Regions from separate parts of the Mus musculus genome. Here region 2 is linked to region 1. The links are chromatin contacts, found by Hi-C in ENCODE. All regions are on one chromosome and are shown on one strand. The core of a region is the stretch at or near the end of the contact, and the rest is flanking DNA. Distances in the headings are between cores, read along the strand shown.

Region 1 (7,842 bases), core at 4,342-6,841:
GAGTCCCTTCAGCTTCCTGCCCCAGACATGCCCAGTGGATGGAAGGTGCTCTCTTCTAGCAAGAGACGCCCCAGGCGGTAGAGCATCTGAGGGTACCAGTGAACACCCTCACTTGGGGTCCAGCTGCCCCATGCCAAACTGGGAAACAGTCGCAGGGGCCAGAAGGCCAACTGAGCCAGATGGTGGTCAGCCACAGCTGCAAAGCAGGAGGCCACCACATCCTCCACCACAAGTGTCCCATGCCTTGTGAGAGGAGCATAGGACCCAAGGGCCACGTGGGTGGAGACAGCTGCCACCCGAGCAGGCTGGAGGCCTGGTACCCCTGATACCAGCACATATTGGCCTGGTTGCACATGGCTGGCAAATGTGGCCCGGAAGTGGGCTGCTGGTTCTGTATGATTGTCCGCAATGAAGAGCAGGTGGGCAGGCGTGAGCGCCAGCCGACGCGGAGGATCCTGAGTCTCGATGACCTGGAAAGCTCTCAGCCGGTTTGGCTCGCGGTCCAGGAAAATAAGCACATCACTGAAGGTGGGGGTCCCATCCTCCCCCATGGCCAGCACCCGGTCTCCTGGCTTTACAGCTGACAGGGCCACACGCTCCCCGTTCTCTAGGCGCACCTGGGCTCCGGCAGGAAAGCAGCCACCTGTCTTGGCAGCGGCCGAATGCTCTGTAGGTAGAAGGGACATGAAGGTGTTACTGCTGGATGCTTACTCTCAGACACAGTGTCCCGCCCCTAGTACCCTAACCCAGGAGAGCTTCTCTTGCTTTCAGATACCCCCCATCACTATACCCCACTCTTTGATAACCCACCACCAACCCATAGCTTGATCCTCTGCCCTTCTTCTCTCTAGCCCAAACCCTAGCCACTGAGAGGAACACACAGGGGCTGGAGCACCAGATGATGTCCCCACTAGATTCTGTCGTGAATTCCAGAGGCTGGAGGTCAGCAAAGCTGCTACTGTGACCTGAACCCAAGAGAGCCTTGTGGAAATAGAGAAGCTGGCTTAGCTTTGCTAGGGTCTGTTCTACCACTTGATCAAATACCTCCAAGAAATGGCCCTCCCAGAGTGGCATTCTAAGGACTGTGACAGAGCTGACCCGTGGAAAAAACAGGCTCCTGAAGCATCCCCAGATCGAGTGCTCAGGGGGTGGGGCAACGACAAGGACAAAGCCCATCATTTTCAGTTCATATGTTGGTCCCTTATGCGGGGGGGGGGGGGGGCGGGGGCGGACATAGTGGCGTCAGATGGTGGAATGGAGGTCAGCGTTTGGAGTCAGGAGTAATGAACAGGATGGGCCACTTGGCGAGCTGACCTTTGGACCGGTGTTTATAGATGAAGTGGGTATGATTTTAGGTACACACAGTTGGAAGGGTCAGGTTGTGGGTGGGGGTAGTAGGTAGGATCACCCTTGTGAAACCCGGGGGAATCAAAAATACCCCCCCAAAAAAGTCTAGTGTGCCAGTCTTTGAGTGCAACTACTATATAGTCCTATGTAGAGGGGGTGTGCAGTCGAGTGGGACCCACAGAACCATGTGAAGCATTTGTGAGTGGGTTAAGTGTAAGTGACAGGGACACTGGTGAGACTGGGGATGAGGGGCAAGGCTCCAGTGCCTGCCAGTTCTGATCAACAAGGCGGCCAATCTGGGAAAAATCCACTTTATTGAGTCCATTTACCTCCAAAATGTCCAGCTTTGGGGCTCTGGGGAGGAGATTGGGGACGCCTGCGCCCCTCTGGGAGGCCTGACCTGCATTTGCGTGGTAGATTCTGAAACTCTAGGCTTCTGGTCGGGCACTCTGATGTCTAGACACACTCTGGCCCCTAGCCCCATCATGCCTTGTTCTGCATGGGCCTGGATCGGGGACAGTGGTGCCTGCCAACCTGGCTTCCTTCATCTCTTCAACTTGTTCTGTCTTGCACTTCCTGTGGCAGTCTCTGGGCTGTGGACCACCAGGTCAGCACTCAGTGGTTCGGGAAATAGGCCCTGTCTCTCTAGGCTCCTGCCGGGACACTACCGGACATGGGAGGAGCAAGCAGTCCAAAGCAGCTGCAGGGAGCGCTGCCGCCGCCGCCGCCGCCGCCGCCTCGGAAATCCTCTTCCCTCGGGTCCCCGCCTCCATCCCCCGGAGGCCATCTTCTCCTTGGCCCTAGCGGGCTTTGCGCTGCCTGCCCACTCCCTGCGGCCCCGGCCCCGGGCCCAGCCCCCCGGCAGCAGCGGCTCACCAGACTTGACAGAGCAATGCACGTGGGCCTTGGACTCGTAATACACCCAGTCGAAGCCGGCCTCCACTGCTAAGCGCGCCAGCAGTCCATACTTATTTCGGTCACGGTCTGAGGTGGTGATATCCACCGCGCGGCCCTCATAGTGTAAAGACTCCTCTGAGTGATGGCCATCTTCATCCCAGCCTTCGGTCACCCGCAGTTTCACACCAGGCCACTGGTTCATGACAGAGATGGCCAGTGAGTTCAGACGGTCCTTGCAGCGCTGTGGAGGGGAACGAAGTTCGAAGTTAGGGAAAGGAAGCCACCCGGTGGGGAGCAGGTGACAGAAGATTCGACAGCACTCATGGGACTTGGAAAACTTGGAAGGACCTCTGCCCTTTTCCCTTAGGAGTAGAGGACTCTAAATGTGTTCTCCCAGTCTAGCAGCTTTGAGTCCCCAGGGACCTAGGCCACACAGTGGCGCCACGGATCTGGAGGACGCATGGAGTCATGAACTCTCAGGGGACTCTTCTCCAGTCTGTGGAGATCCACTTGGCTCCCTGTCACTTGCTTGGCGTTTGGATTCGCCACAAGGGTAGCTATGCTTTTCCAGGGCCCGGTTGCTCGGTTTTACCTAGGCATCAAGGTGGGTTGTCTGTCACGAGGGAGGAAATTTTAACAGCCTGCGGGCTGGCCTGCTGGGCATGCAAGGCCAAAGGTGCCCAGTAGGTGTCACCGCAGCCTCAGAGCTGAGGCCACCAGACACCGAGCCCTGCCAGTACGGCAGGTGCAGACCCAACAGCGGCCCGGATCTGGGGGTGGGGGTGAGGGTTGGTAGAAATTTCTAGTTCTTCTTAGATTCCGCCAGCAAGTGACACGAAACGTTCCCGTTGGAACCTTCTTTTGAACCCACACCTGCCTATGCTTAGCTGGAGACACCTCAGGCAGAGAGCCAGTCCCCCTCCTCTCTGACTTGGACACAGGGAGACCCCCTAGAAGGGACCTGTAAACTCTCCCACCTCCACCAGGGTGTAGTGTCCCTATTTAGGAAAGGATGGAGAAATAACCGAGCCTATGATCTCAAGAAACTGGCCCTGAATCCTTGGATCTTCCTTGAACAGCGACACCCTAGGGGGATCATCAGTGGCTGCCTATTCATGAATCCCTGTCCTTTGCCCAAGGGACCGTGCACTTGACTGAAGGAAGGGGGTGGAGTTTCCACCTACGAGGAAGGAGCCCTCCACTAGTCTTTAACACCTAGGTAAGGTGTGAGATCCCGCCAAGTATCTATCAACCTACCTCTGCCCCCACAGAGCCTAGGCCCTTACAGACCCTTGGACTTAACCTCAAGAGCCAACAGTGACTAAATCCATACTGTGCAGCCTGGCTTGAGGGTGCTCACTGCCCTCACCCCCACCGCCCGGGGGTGTAGCTCGGTTCTGGTAGCTCCTTCTAGATCCCTGTGATCGAGTTCTTAAACCTCACTAGCCAGCTGCCGCCTGACTCTTCCCCTCTACCCCCTCCTTCGGGTACAGAGCCTGGGCCCTCGCTGTCAATGATTGCCCAGCCTGTGGCCCGGATCCTTATCTGCATTCCTCGGCGCCCAGCCCGGCCCGGCCACCGGCCAACCTTCGGCCCCGACATCGGCCGGCCGGCCCCGGCGCCAGGGCGCATGCTGAAGGCCGTGGTTAAGCTGCTCTTCCTAAAGGCAGTCTTCTAACAGGGGAAGAGCCGATAGACCCTAGCGGAAAGGGGTGTGTATCTTTCCCAAGGCACACCAGACTTCGGAGAAAGAAGTGTGTGTCCTTGATGTCTGGTGGAGTTGGGTCCTGCTCCGTGCATGCAGAGATAAGTTAGTGTCAGCTCTGCTCCCTGCCTTCCTAGGCATCCCTACTCCTATTTCCAATCTTTCTTGTCCGTGCTACCAAGCTCAAGGATTCCCCAAGCTTGGTCTCAGAGCCTGAAGGCTCCAGCACCCCACCCTTTAACCGCAACCGCGCCGCTCAGCCCTCGCGACAGACACGTGGGCTCCCTCGGCTGGTTCCCTTTCCTACCTCTGTCTCCACATTCGACTTTCTTTCCCCTGCTATTCCTTAAGCCCAGAACCAGCCAAGTCGCTGCTCCAGGAGAGGGCAGCGCAGCTAACCAAGGGCACAAGGGAAGGGAAGGCCACGGGGTCCCCGGTGTCCTGAGCTTCTTCGCCTCAGGGATGCCAAACGGCTTCGTAATGACCAGGGCTGGGCTGTGAGAAATGTTAGGCCGAGAGGGATTTCGTGGTTCCCGGAGGCACAAGAGGCAGCCAGGTCCAGGTACCTTCAAGTTCCAGATTTGACCTGAGCTGCCAGCACTCGCGGGCAGAGGGGCCGCCCGCCAACCTGCGGGGCTTGGCAGCGGCAGAAAGCTCCTCTCAAAGACACCGGGCGGGATCCCGGATGCTAACACTCCCGCGGGGTTCCTTGGCCAGCCCATCTTGGGCAGAAAGACACCCGGGATTCACAAGAAGGGCAGGTGCCAGGGGGCGTGCCAGGCAGTCGAGAAAAAAGGTGCTAGAAGAGAGGATAGGGCCGGGCAGGTGGCGATGCTTCGATGGCGCGCTGGGAGGACCGATCGCGCTCACCTGGGTCATGAGGCGGTCGGCACCCGTGTTCTCCTCGTCCTTGAAGATGATGTCGGGATTGTAGTTGGGGGTGAGCTCTTTGAAGCGCTCAGAGCTGCGCGCGATCTTGCCTTCGTAGCGCCCGCTGGCGCCCAGGGTCTTCTCCGGCACGTTGGGGCTGAACTGCTTGTAGGCAAGAGGCACGAGCTTGCGAGGCGGCCTCCGGCGGCTGCCCACCACCCGGCCCGGCCCGCAGCCCCGCGCCGCCGGCACCAGAAGCAGCAGCAGCAGGAACAGACAGAACCGCAGTCGGGGCCGGAGCCAGGCGGGAGACATGGCCGGGTAGCCCGGGAGAGCAGCGGGCGAGGGCGCCTGGTGGGCTGATAGGTGGGCGCGTGGCTGGGACAGCTTCGGGGACTCAGGCGTCTGGGTGGCTCTTGGGGACTCCATGCGGGGGCGCCATGGGCAGCGCGACGCGGCTCAAGGCCGACGGGACTCAGGTGCGGGGCGGGGGCCCGGGGCCCTGGCTGGTGGCGGCGTGCTGTCCCCCTCGGCGCCTCGACTCTGAGCTGCCCGGCTCGCCGGCCGCCAATAAATAGGCCGGCCCGTTTGTTTTGGCAACGCGGCGACGGCGGGGGGCGGCGGGCGGCGGGGCTGAGGGCCGGCGGGCTGGGCTGGGCTGGCCCGGCCGGCGGACTGAAGGGACCCGCGGTTAGCACCCCGGCCCGGCGGTCAGGCGGCTCGGGCAGAGCGGGAGCTGCTGCCGTCTGCGGCGCAGCCCGGGGTCGAGTGAGAGGGGAAATGGAAGAGATCCGGGCTCGGGACCCGCGCAGACCGCACCCTATCCATGTCCCTGCCTCCTGCGCGCTCGACAGCGAACCTGCAGCAAGGGCAGCACAGCCTCCTCCCCCTCCGGCGGGCGGCCCCAAGGCTAGCCAGCCCTGTCCCGCGCGCTCCTCAGCCGCGCGTCCACCCGCCCGCTGCCCTTTGCGCCCCCTGCGCTGCCTGCGATTGTCCTCCTGACGGGCCTCACCCCACCCTGGTCTCTCCTTCCCGTTCCTTGCGGCTCCTGGGAGCCCCACCAGGCGCAAATCTCCTGGACAGGAGATGCCACCCCCACGGAGACCGCAACCCACGTCGCAGCCGGACGCAAGAGGGGGGTAGTGGCCGGACCGCACAACCGCCTACGGTGTCCCCTGCGGAGAAGCAAACCCGAAAGCTGGAGGTCATTCATAACCTGGTGCCCCACCCTGGCCCTGGCAACATTCCCTTTCTCAGCTTGGAGGAGCAGGGTTCTGTATTGACCTGGTGCACAGCTGGGGACCCTATACTGCCCAGTACAGAACTAGGGGATGCGGGTGGAGGCAATGTAGCCTTGTCAGGAGTCAAATAGGACTGGAAACACTGTTAAAAACAAGGGAGAAAGGCCATACAGAATAACAGCCTGAAGTGGGGACATCCACAGAGAGGGAAGAGCACTGAGCGTGCTGCATAAACAACAAACAAACAAACAAGCAAACAAACAAACGGATCCCAATCCACCTGCAGACGGGCACTGCCTGGGAATCACTCGCTCCTCCTCGTCCTACTTCAGAAGTGTTAGAAGCCACGGACTCTGCAGAGACTGCCCGGGAAGCGAATGAGGGTTGTGCACTTTAATAGAACATCCAGGAAGGCAGATGAATTATAATCTATACTGCCCAAACCAGAAGACGCAAGTGTGTTAACGGGCACAGATCACCACCACAATGTCAAATCTTGTGCTGTTTGCGACGGGTTCCACAAATTTAATAAAGTTATAATTAGAAAGCTCAATCTTCCTCCCTCACCCTCACCCTCAACCCCTTCCTTTCTTTACAGATGGAGTCTCTCACCTACGGAGTCCAGGCTAGCCTTGAGCTCTGGATTCTCTTGCTTCCATTTCCGGAGTGCTGGGATGGCAGGGGAGTAGTACCACCATGCTAGACATGCTAGAGAAATCATGATGCTACACACACACACACACACACACACACACACGTGCGCGTGCACCTTCCTCTACCAAAGGAAACCGTGATGATCTATATTTGAAGTTCAAGTCATTTGTTTTGCTCATGTATTTGAAAGAGGCTCTCAGGTAGCCAGGCTGATCCCTTGCCACAGAGTTGAGGATGGCCTTGAGCTACTGGCCTTCCTAACTCTGCTTCTCACGTGCAGGGTTTACGCGCACTTACAAGGTGCCACTACTGCCTTGCTCGGGATTCAGATCTCAAAGCACCATTGTGTCCTGAGAAAAAGATAGCTTTGGAGTATAGACATTCTCCAGCCTCTCACCTCTACCTCTTAGACAAAGTCTCACTATGTAGCCCTGGATGGCCTGGAATGATGTCTGCTAGGAACACAGGGATATTCCACCAAATGAAACTCCCAAGTCTTTGGGCTCAATTTCTAGATGTAGCCTAGCATGTAAAGTAATCTCAGGGTTATTTTTCAGAGCTTGCAATTGTAAAAAATTGGTAAAAGAAAAAAAACGAGAGAAATAATTGTTGGGCATGAAAGCATGTATTTCAGACATAAACAGGTACCTAGCATGTGTGAGGACCTGGGTTCAATCCTCAGTGTGCTTGTGTATGTGTGTGTGTGTATGTGTGCATGAACACACACACACAGAGCCACTGCCACTACCACCAGCAACCTATGCTCAGAGGAATAAAGAAGTAACTGTGGAAATTTTGCTATTTAGATAAAGCTCCTATTACAAATAGGAGGTTTGCAACAGGTAAACCTCCACAGGGTGCCTCTTGAAGTGCACACATCTTCAGTGCCTGCATCTAAGTGATCAGCCTGGCTGAGAAGGTTTGAGTATTAGAGAAGCCTAAACCCAGCTCAGGAGGCAGCGCTCTGCAGAGGCACACCTGATGCCCAGTGGCAGCTCCACTGCCTAAGGAGCCCTTATTTGACATGTGTCAGATCTTTAGAAACTGACATTCAAAAGGAGAGAATCACAGTTTGAAAGGGGACACAAGGCAAAGCATAAAGGTGGCCAGATATCAGAACCCTAAAAC
Region 2 (7,842 bases), core at 1,796-4,295, 330 kb after region 1:
CTCTGGGGGGTGGGGTGGGGGTGGGGGACTCAGACTGTGATAGAGGTTGGGACCAGTTCCAAGGACCTGTGTGCTGTTTGTTCTCTTCCTGGGTGTTCAGCAGCCTCTTCTTCCCTTCCCCACTAAGGTAATAAGAAACTAGAGGCATCCAACAACAGAAATCCTATCCCCTGGCCAATAGTCTTTTACTATCTCCCCAACAGCTGACCAGGACCCCACCTCTGCTCTGCAGCTTTTGCTTACCTTCGGGTACAATCTGGTGGAATATAAGTTGTAAGTACTGGAAGACTGAAGCAATAAGTCCTTGGAATGTCCAGAGCTGTTCCGATCCCACTTGGCCCTGACCATCTAAGAGCAAAACAGGGTGCTGTCAGCAAGCACCTTGGTCAGATTCACTTCAAATCCCAGCTGAAGAGACACTGATATCTCCCCCCCCCTCATTGTTAACAATAGAGACAGGTTCTTTCCTCCTCTTCCACATCACCCCTGGCCCCTGAACTCTGTTTACTCTTCTTATTGTTGCTTGAGATAGGACCTTTTACAAATAGTTGCAGATGTCCTGGAACTCACTCTGTAGACCAGGCTGGCCTCGAACTCAGAGATCTGCCTGCCTCTGCCTCCAGGTGCTGGGATTTATGCTGAGTACCAGCACACCTGGCTTTCCTTCACTCTTGGTATCCATATCTAGCCAAGAACCAAGCACACAGGCAAAAGTAGCATGTGAAGGTGCAGGTGGAAAGAATCCTGGGAGCCGCCCACATGTGATGGACGGGGAGAACATGAAGAAGCAGATGAGCTGCTCCCTGAGGAAAACTTGGAAGGCAGGAGGGATTGTGGGAAAGAACTTGAATCCTTAGAAAGAAAGTACCAGCTCCCAAGGTGTCTTCAAGAAGTTGGGTCTCGCCGGGTGGTGGTGGCACACACCTTTAATCCCAGCACTTGGGAGGCAGAGGCAGGCAGATTTCTGAGTTCGAGGCCAGCCTGGTCTACAGAGTGAGTTCCAGGAAAGTCAGGGCTACACAGAGAAACTCTGTCTCAAAAAAAAAAAAAAAAAAAAAAAGAAAAGAAGAAAAGAAAAAAAGAAAAAGAAGTTAGGTCTCAGCCTACTTTCCATACCAAATCTGAAGATGTTCAAGACTCTAATACAACATATTATTTGTATGTTACTTATACATATCTTTCTGCATACTTTATTTTCAATCGCATTTAGCATGTGTGTGTGTGTGTGCACATCCACACACGTGAACACATGCACATAAAAATATAAGCCACAGCATGAGTCTGGAGATCTGAGGACAACGTCCATAGTCAATTCTCTCTTTCTACCGTGTGCATCCTAGGGAATCAACTCAAGGTTGTCGAGCTTGGTGGCAAGTGTATTTATCTACTGAGTCCTCCTGCCAGTCTCTTCCTGTATATTTTAAACAACCTCCCAATTATTTATAATAGCCAATATATAACGTAAATAGCTGTTTTATGCATTGCTTAGAGAATAATGACGGTGCATGTGTCTGCATTCAATCTATAGTTGGTAGAATTGAGGACGCAGAGTTTCATGATGAAGAATGTGGGGGCAGGGAAGGCTGACTGTATTCCTATGTGTAAGGTCTGAAGGTTGGGATTTTTTCCCCTGAAACACAATTTGCTCAATGGTGTGTAAGAGAAGGGCAGGGATGAAGGATAAGTGAGTAGTGTTAAAGAAAAAAATTCTCCCTGTTCCACTTCAGTTAATTAAAAAACAAACAACAACAATAAAACAAAACAAAACAAAACTCTTTGTCTTGCTATGTATCTCAGGCTAGCCTCAAATCATAGGTCTTCCAAGAATGGGCAATTCTCTCCCTCACTCCATTCAGATAGATTCACAATACAGTTTCCTGGCCCTAGAAAGAAGTAGAGGTTCTAGTGTCCTGGTAAAAAAGAGAACTTCCAAAGAAGAGGCTATGTTCAGTCTGAGAGGGTGTCTGGTAAAGTACATGGGGAAACCAGGATCCACAGAATGGGCTGGAGCTGTCCGTGGTGCTGAGGAGGGTCAGATGTAGTCATTGCGGGCGGTAATGACAACGCCTTGGCACCTGCACTTCCCACCCCCCATTCTACTCCGTTCCCACCCTGCCTCAGTTCTCCCCTTGTTTGACACCAGATCTCCACCCGCAGTGTTTTGCGAATCCTCTGCATTGGCTTCCAAACCCAAGAATCCCGCAGGGAGATGGGGCGTCAGACTAGGACTTTGTGCAATGGTCTGCGCAGGTATTCTGAGGCTGCGCAGTCTTTCCCCGACTGTTACCAAGTGAGTGCCGGCCAGGTCCATCCAGGATGGCGCAGATCAGAACAGGAGGAAGTAGAATGGTCTCCCTCCAACCTGTTTCACCCCAACCTAGCTTCCCCCACTTCATGAAACCGGGTCCAGCCCCTGTACTCTGCAGGTTTATGGCTGAGCCTTGATTCTGTCTCTCAGCCCCACCCACTTATTCCCTTGATAAGATAACCAAATACGAGCACTCCTGGTTTTCCACTTAGTCCTGGTTATCTCTTTCCTGACCCCCCCCCCCCCGAAACGTCTGGGGTGTACTGCAGCCACCCTTGGCTCATCTGTTTTTCCTACTCTTTCCCCAACCCCCAACCTTTCCCTGGGTCGTTCCTTCTGTCTAGACCCTGAACACCAAATGCCAAGACTGCTTCTGTCCCGCTGAAACCCTCTGCGTTTCTCTATTGTCATCCTAAACGGTTTTCCTCCTGAGTCTTTTAGCCTTGAAGGCCAGAACCTCTGCTCTCAGAATTGCTCTCTGGCCTGTCCGCACTCCCCACCCCCACCCCAAGTTCTCTCCTGACCGTGGGCGTTTATGTCGCTGCAGCTGCCTGGACGACTGTAAAGCAGAAGGAAGCAGACCAGTAGCTGAAGATGCCCGGAGCCCGCGGGCTTTAACGAACTCTGCATCTTGGCTGGATCCAAACTCACGGTTCCTCGAGCTAGGTCGTAGTGGAAGTAGCAACAATAGCCAGGGGGCCTGTGCCAGGATGTCACTTTTCACCCTCTAGCGCTAGAGACGCGACAAGAGATCTGCAGAGCCCTCCTCTGCAATTCGGCCAATCACAAGCAGGCTCTGCCCCTGCAGCTGCTTACCCAAGTTAGCCATCCTCTTTGGCCTCTCTCCATTCTACCTTTTGGAATTTCTGCCCCCCACCCTCTACACACTTTTCCAGATAAGCCGCCATTCTCAATCTCCAAGGAAGGAGAGACTGATTGCATATGAGATGGGGGTGGAAATGGAACCAACTTCATGTGTTTGGTTGTGATATTTAAATATGAACTGCGAGGGAAGAGTGAGCACTCAGCCTGATGACTGGTTATTGCCTTCGACCTCGTTTTCTCTTCATCCATTTAAAATCTTTTAGCAACCATATGGGTTCAACCCGCAAAACACTGAATGTCCATCCTTATTTTCCCACAGCCATTGTGGTTGCCCAAATCCTAACCACCGTACACTTTAAAATAGATCTATTTCGATAACTAAGTACCTGGCACACTGCCACTTGTCCCGTGCCATGTTTCTAAGCTCCAATGTTAAGTTTTGTTGTAAAGTGGGTGTTTTTTGGGTTGATGCTTTGTGGAGTCTCTGGATTGCATTGTCTTTCTTCAGTATTTACTGCTCAGGGTGTTTTGAGACTCGGTGAGGTGTTTAGGAAGACCCTCTAATTTTGTGGGTTCTGGCTCCAGGCTTTGCCTCCTTAGAACCGTGGCAGCTGCCAAAATCTTTGCTCAGATATCTGGCTTTTCCTTTAGGCTCTTGGAAATCTCACCCCTGTGCATGTGCTATTTAGAAGATAGCTGAGAATTTAGGGGAGATTTGCATTCAGATTTCAGGTTCTCTCTCTGTAGACCACTCATTACCCAGAATTCCTCTTCAGTTTCTGGCTGCCTTGGCACCTAAGAACCTGCAACTCTGCTCCCCAGCCTGTTCCACCATTACTTTCTGCTAGAGTCTGTTGGTGCTGAAGGGAACGGTGAACTGTCCGCCGTGTCGTGGGGGGAAATGTAGAACTCACCTGGTGGAACATTTACTCACCAAGGGTTATGATCCCAATCACTTTTCTTCCTTTTGTTTGGACTCTGTGTCTTCACACAGTTTCATTTGTCTTTTGCCTGGAAAAAAAAAATATATATAGTCAGTATATATTAACAGGACTGTCTGGCACAAGGTGTTTTCCCACGCCAGGATCTGAAAGTTTGTTGTCACCGATTATATGCTTAACATTTTATTTTTTAAATGATTTATAGAAGCAATTTGAGAGGTGCTATAAAACAATGAATTGGCATATACCACCCAGGAGGGAAACTTAAGACTCAGGAAACCATAAAGGGAAGCTTGTTAAGACTCAGAGAAATTTCTTTTCTTTTTTCTTTTCTTTTCTTTTCTTTTCTTTTCTTTTCTTTTCTTTTCTTTTCTTTTTTCTTTCCTTTCTTTTCCTTTCTTTTCTTCCTTCCTTCCTTTCTTTTTTTTTCAAGAAAGGTTTTTTCAGCCAAGGGATATCTAGTAACTCACTCTGTAGATCATGCTCGCTTTGAACTCAGAGATCTGTCCGCCTCTGCCTCTGCCTCTGCCTCTGCCTCTGCCTCTGCCTCTGCCTCTGCCTCTGCCTCTGCCTCTGCCTCTGCCTCTGCCTCTGCCTCTGCCTCTGCCTCAAGTGCTGGGATTAAGGATGTGCAACACATCCTTAACAACACATGTGGCACAAGACTCAGAGAATTCTAAAAGAGGGCTTCTTAAGACTCAATGAACAAACAATTTAGACGCTCCAGGAAGTTGATGAAAATGATCAAATGTATAAGGTTAAATAAGCAATAGGGACAACTGAGATGTTCATACTTACATGATACAAGGGGAAAATTGCCTCTGGCAAATTGTCCTCTGACCTACACACACATATAGGTGTCCACACATATGAAATAAAACAACATGCTGGGCAGTGGTAGCACACACTTTTTAAAAAAGATTTATTTATTTTTGTGTGTGTAAGTACACTGTCACTGTCTTCAGACACACCAGAAGAAGACATCAGATCCCATTACAGATGGTTGTGAACCACCATATGGTTGCTGGGAATTGAATTCAGGACCTTTGGTAGAGCAGTCAGTGCTCTTAACCACTGAGCATCTCTCTAGCTGCCCCAGTAGCACAGACTTTTAATCCAGGCACTCAGAAGGTAAAGACAGGCAGATCTCTGAGTTTGAGGCCAGCCTGGTTTACAGAGTGAGTTCTGGGCCAGACAAAGCTACACAGAGAAATCCTGTCTCGAAAAACCAATAAGAGACTCTCAGGACTCAAAAGGAGGGATCTTAGATGAAATGCTCTACAGTGGGGAGAGGGAACTTGTAGAGTCCACCTCCAGTAGAAAGACAGAGCATCAAGTGGAGGGATGGGGTTGCCATCCCACAGTCAAAAATTCTGACCCAGAATTGTTCCTGTCTAAAAGAACTGCAGGGACAAAAACGGAGGAGAGTCTGAGGGAAAGGAGTTCCAGTGACAGCCCTTGTTGGTGTAATGCTTTGTATATGCTCAGGCCAGGGAATGGCTCTATTAGAAGGTGTGGCCCTGTTGGAGTAGGTGTGTCACTGTGGGTGTGGGCTTTAAGGCCCTCATCCTAGCAGCCTGGAAATCAGTATTCTGCTAGCAGCCTTCAGATGAAGATATGGAACTCTCAGTTCCTCCTGCACCATGCCTGCCTGGATGCTGTCATGTTCCTCCCTTGATGATAATGGACTGAACCTCTGGACGTGTAAGCCAGTCCCAATTAAATGTTGTCCTTTATAAGACTTGCCTTGGTTATGGTGTCTGCTCATAGCAGTAAAATCCTAACTAAAACAGTTGGGGACTCAGTTGTGTCATGTGATGTTTTTCTGGAAACCGTCTTTTGAGAGAATGTTTTGCTGAGAACAGACATGTGGTGTTTTTCTGGAAGCTGCCTGGATCAAGGGCGTGTAATGTTTGGCTGAAGTGTACTCTTGAGAGGAGTGTGATGTTTGGGAAAAGTCTTAAGTATAACCCAACAGACAACAGACTATGCTTTTGCTTTGGTTCACTGTGAGACCTCAACTTAAAGTGTTTTTCCCTGAAAGGTAAAGCCCCTGGACGTTTCCCAAGCTTGTTTTCCCTGATCTCTAAAAATACAGCCAGAAGGAAGCTCTTTGTTCTCTATAGTCAGCAAAAAGCCTTTTTGTTTCTGTGCCTTACAGCCAGAGATGCGATGATTGTGGGGAGACCTAGCCAGGCGCTTAGCTTGCTTGGCTCCCTGTGCCAAGGACACAGAAATAGATTCCATAGAGAAGAGCTATAGCCAAACTACTCCCAACTCCCCCAACTCTCCTCCCAATTCCTCAGCTAGCTGCTAAAAGCCCCCTACTGTTACCACTCAGGGTCAAACTCCCATGCCCTGCAGGAGTTCGTCCTCAGCTAGCTGACAATAAAGCCTCTTGCAGTTTGCATCAGGTGTGGTTTTCTCTCGAGTCATTGGGGTGCCAGCCAATCCCGGAGGCCAGCTCATCCCGGGACTTGAGTGGAGGTCTCCCCAGTTTCAGGGGTCTTAAATCACCTTGCTGATCTTCTCTTGTAGTAACTTTATAGAGAGAAACACAACAAAGAACTTCTGCTGGTATTCTGGCTGCTTCTGGCCGGATCTTCGTGCACTGCAATTTCTTCTGGATTGAGACACTGCTACTGATTCATGTTAGGTGATTGCTGCTGCTATATGTGTTTGGTGTTTTGCTAGAGGACAGGGCTGCTGACAACAAAGATTGGAATCTCCCCAAAGAACTATTTCTAAACAAGTCCAGGACCCCCAATTCCTATTAACCTTTCTTTTCCCCCTACCTCTGGTGGGTGGTGGGCTAGAAGGGAGAGTGAAGCATTAAAGAACCATAATTAAAGTAGGTTTTGAAAAATCTAAGCCTACAGGTATGTGCTCTTTGTGAATTTGAAACAAACCTAGTCAATATAGCAAGTCCCAGGCCATGAAACTGTATCAAAATAGAGAGATGTTTGTAAGTAAGCATGGATACTCTTTCTTTTTGCTGTTTGTTAGATGGGGATTCTGCTGCTGAGTGATGTTTCTAGAAGACTGTGGGATCTCAAGCCTACTGACCCTGGAGCTCAGTTGTGTGTGTGTGTGTGTGTGTGTGTGTGTGTGTGTGTGTGAACTTTCTAATCCATGGGGAGAAGGAAAAGTATTCTATCACATGACTGTGGGCAGCAGGTAAGAGAAGTCTACGGTCTACTGGTCCTTCCTTGTCCTGAATTCTTGTTAGGAGTGTTACCTGGAAGAAGGAAATACTTGGAAACCTGGTCTCCATCTGTACCAAGAAGCCACTGTGTGCTCATGTCCACCCCTCTGATCTTCCTCCCACCTCCACCCCCTGTGCACTGATCTTATTATGGATTTCACTTCAGAGCCTCTTAGGCTCAAATAACACTTTCATAAAAAGTCCTTTTTAAGAAATCTAGTAGCAAGTTACCTTCTGACTGATCCGTAGAGGGTAGCAAGGGCAGAGAAGCCTTAGTTTGCAATACAGTGTGCTCAGAGAAGAAAATCTTTTAAAGAAGCTTTAAAATGGGTGGAAGCTGGGGTTGGAATCTGTGTGCATTCGTGCTGGGCCCCCCTTCTCCCACCCCACTCCAAAGAGGGCTGTACAACAGTATTGATTTGGACAAGTTGAGGCACAGTGACTCAGCATGGCTGATAGCTTGCCTCCCACACTCAGGTCTTCTCACCCTCCCTGGTTTCCTGAGCAGAGTGAGAAGAGAAACTGGAACCCAGCAGGCTCTTGTTAGCATACGTCATAGCACC

The links. A loop is a pair of places that touch in the nucleus more often than their neighbours do.
Region 2: a loop to region 1 is called in a map of v-Abl transformed pro-B cells, with 2.6 times the contacts of the local background. The contact joins the promoter of Resp18 here to the promoter of Ihh in region 1. A Hi-C loop is called at or near these places in 4 of 37 maps with a recorded cell type or tissue (Patski, T-helper 17 cell, regulatory T cell and 1 more).

The regions. Positions count from the first base shown.
Region 1 is chr1:74,946,081-74,953,922 of GRCm38, forward strand. It overlaps Ihh (Indian hedgehog), which reads right to left and starts at 5,592. Exons shown (of 3, transcript NM_010544.3): 1 at 4,820-5,592; 2 at 2,224-2,485; 3 at 1-667. The coding sequence starts at 5,134. The coding sequence ends at 9.
Region 2 is chr1:75,275,370-75,283,211 of GRCm38, forward strand. It overlaps Resp18 (regulated endocrine-specific protein 18), which reads right to left and starts at 3,046. Exons shown (of 6, transcript NM_009049.2): 1 at 2,833-3,046; 2 at 244-348. The coding sequence starts at 2,938.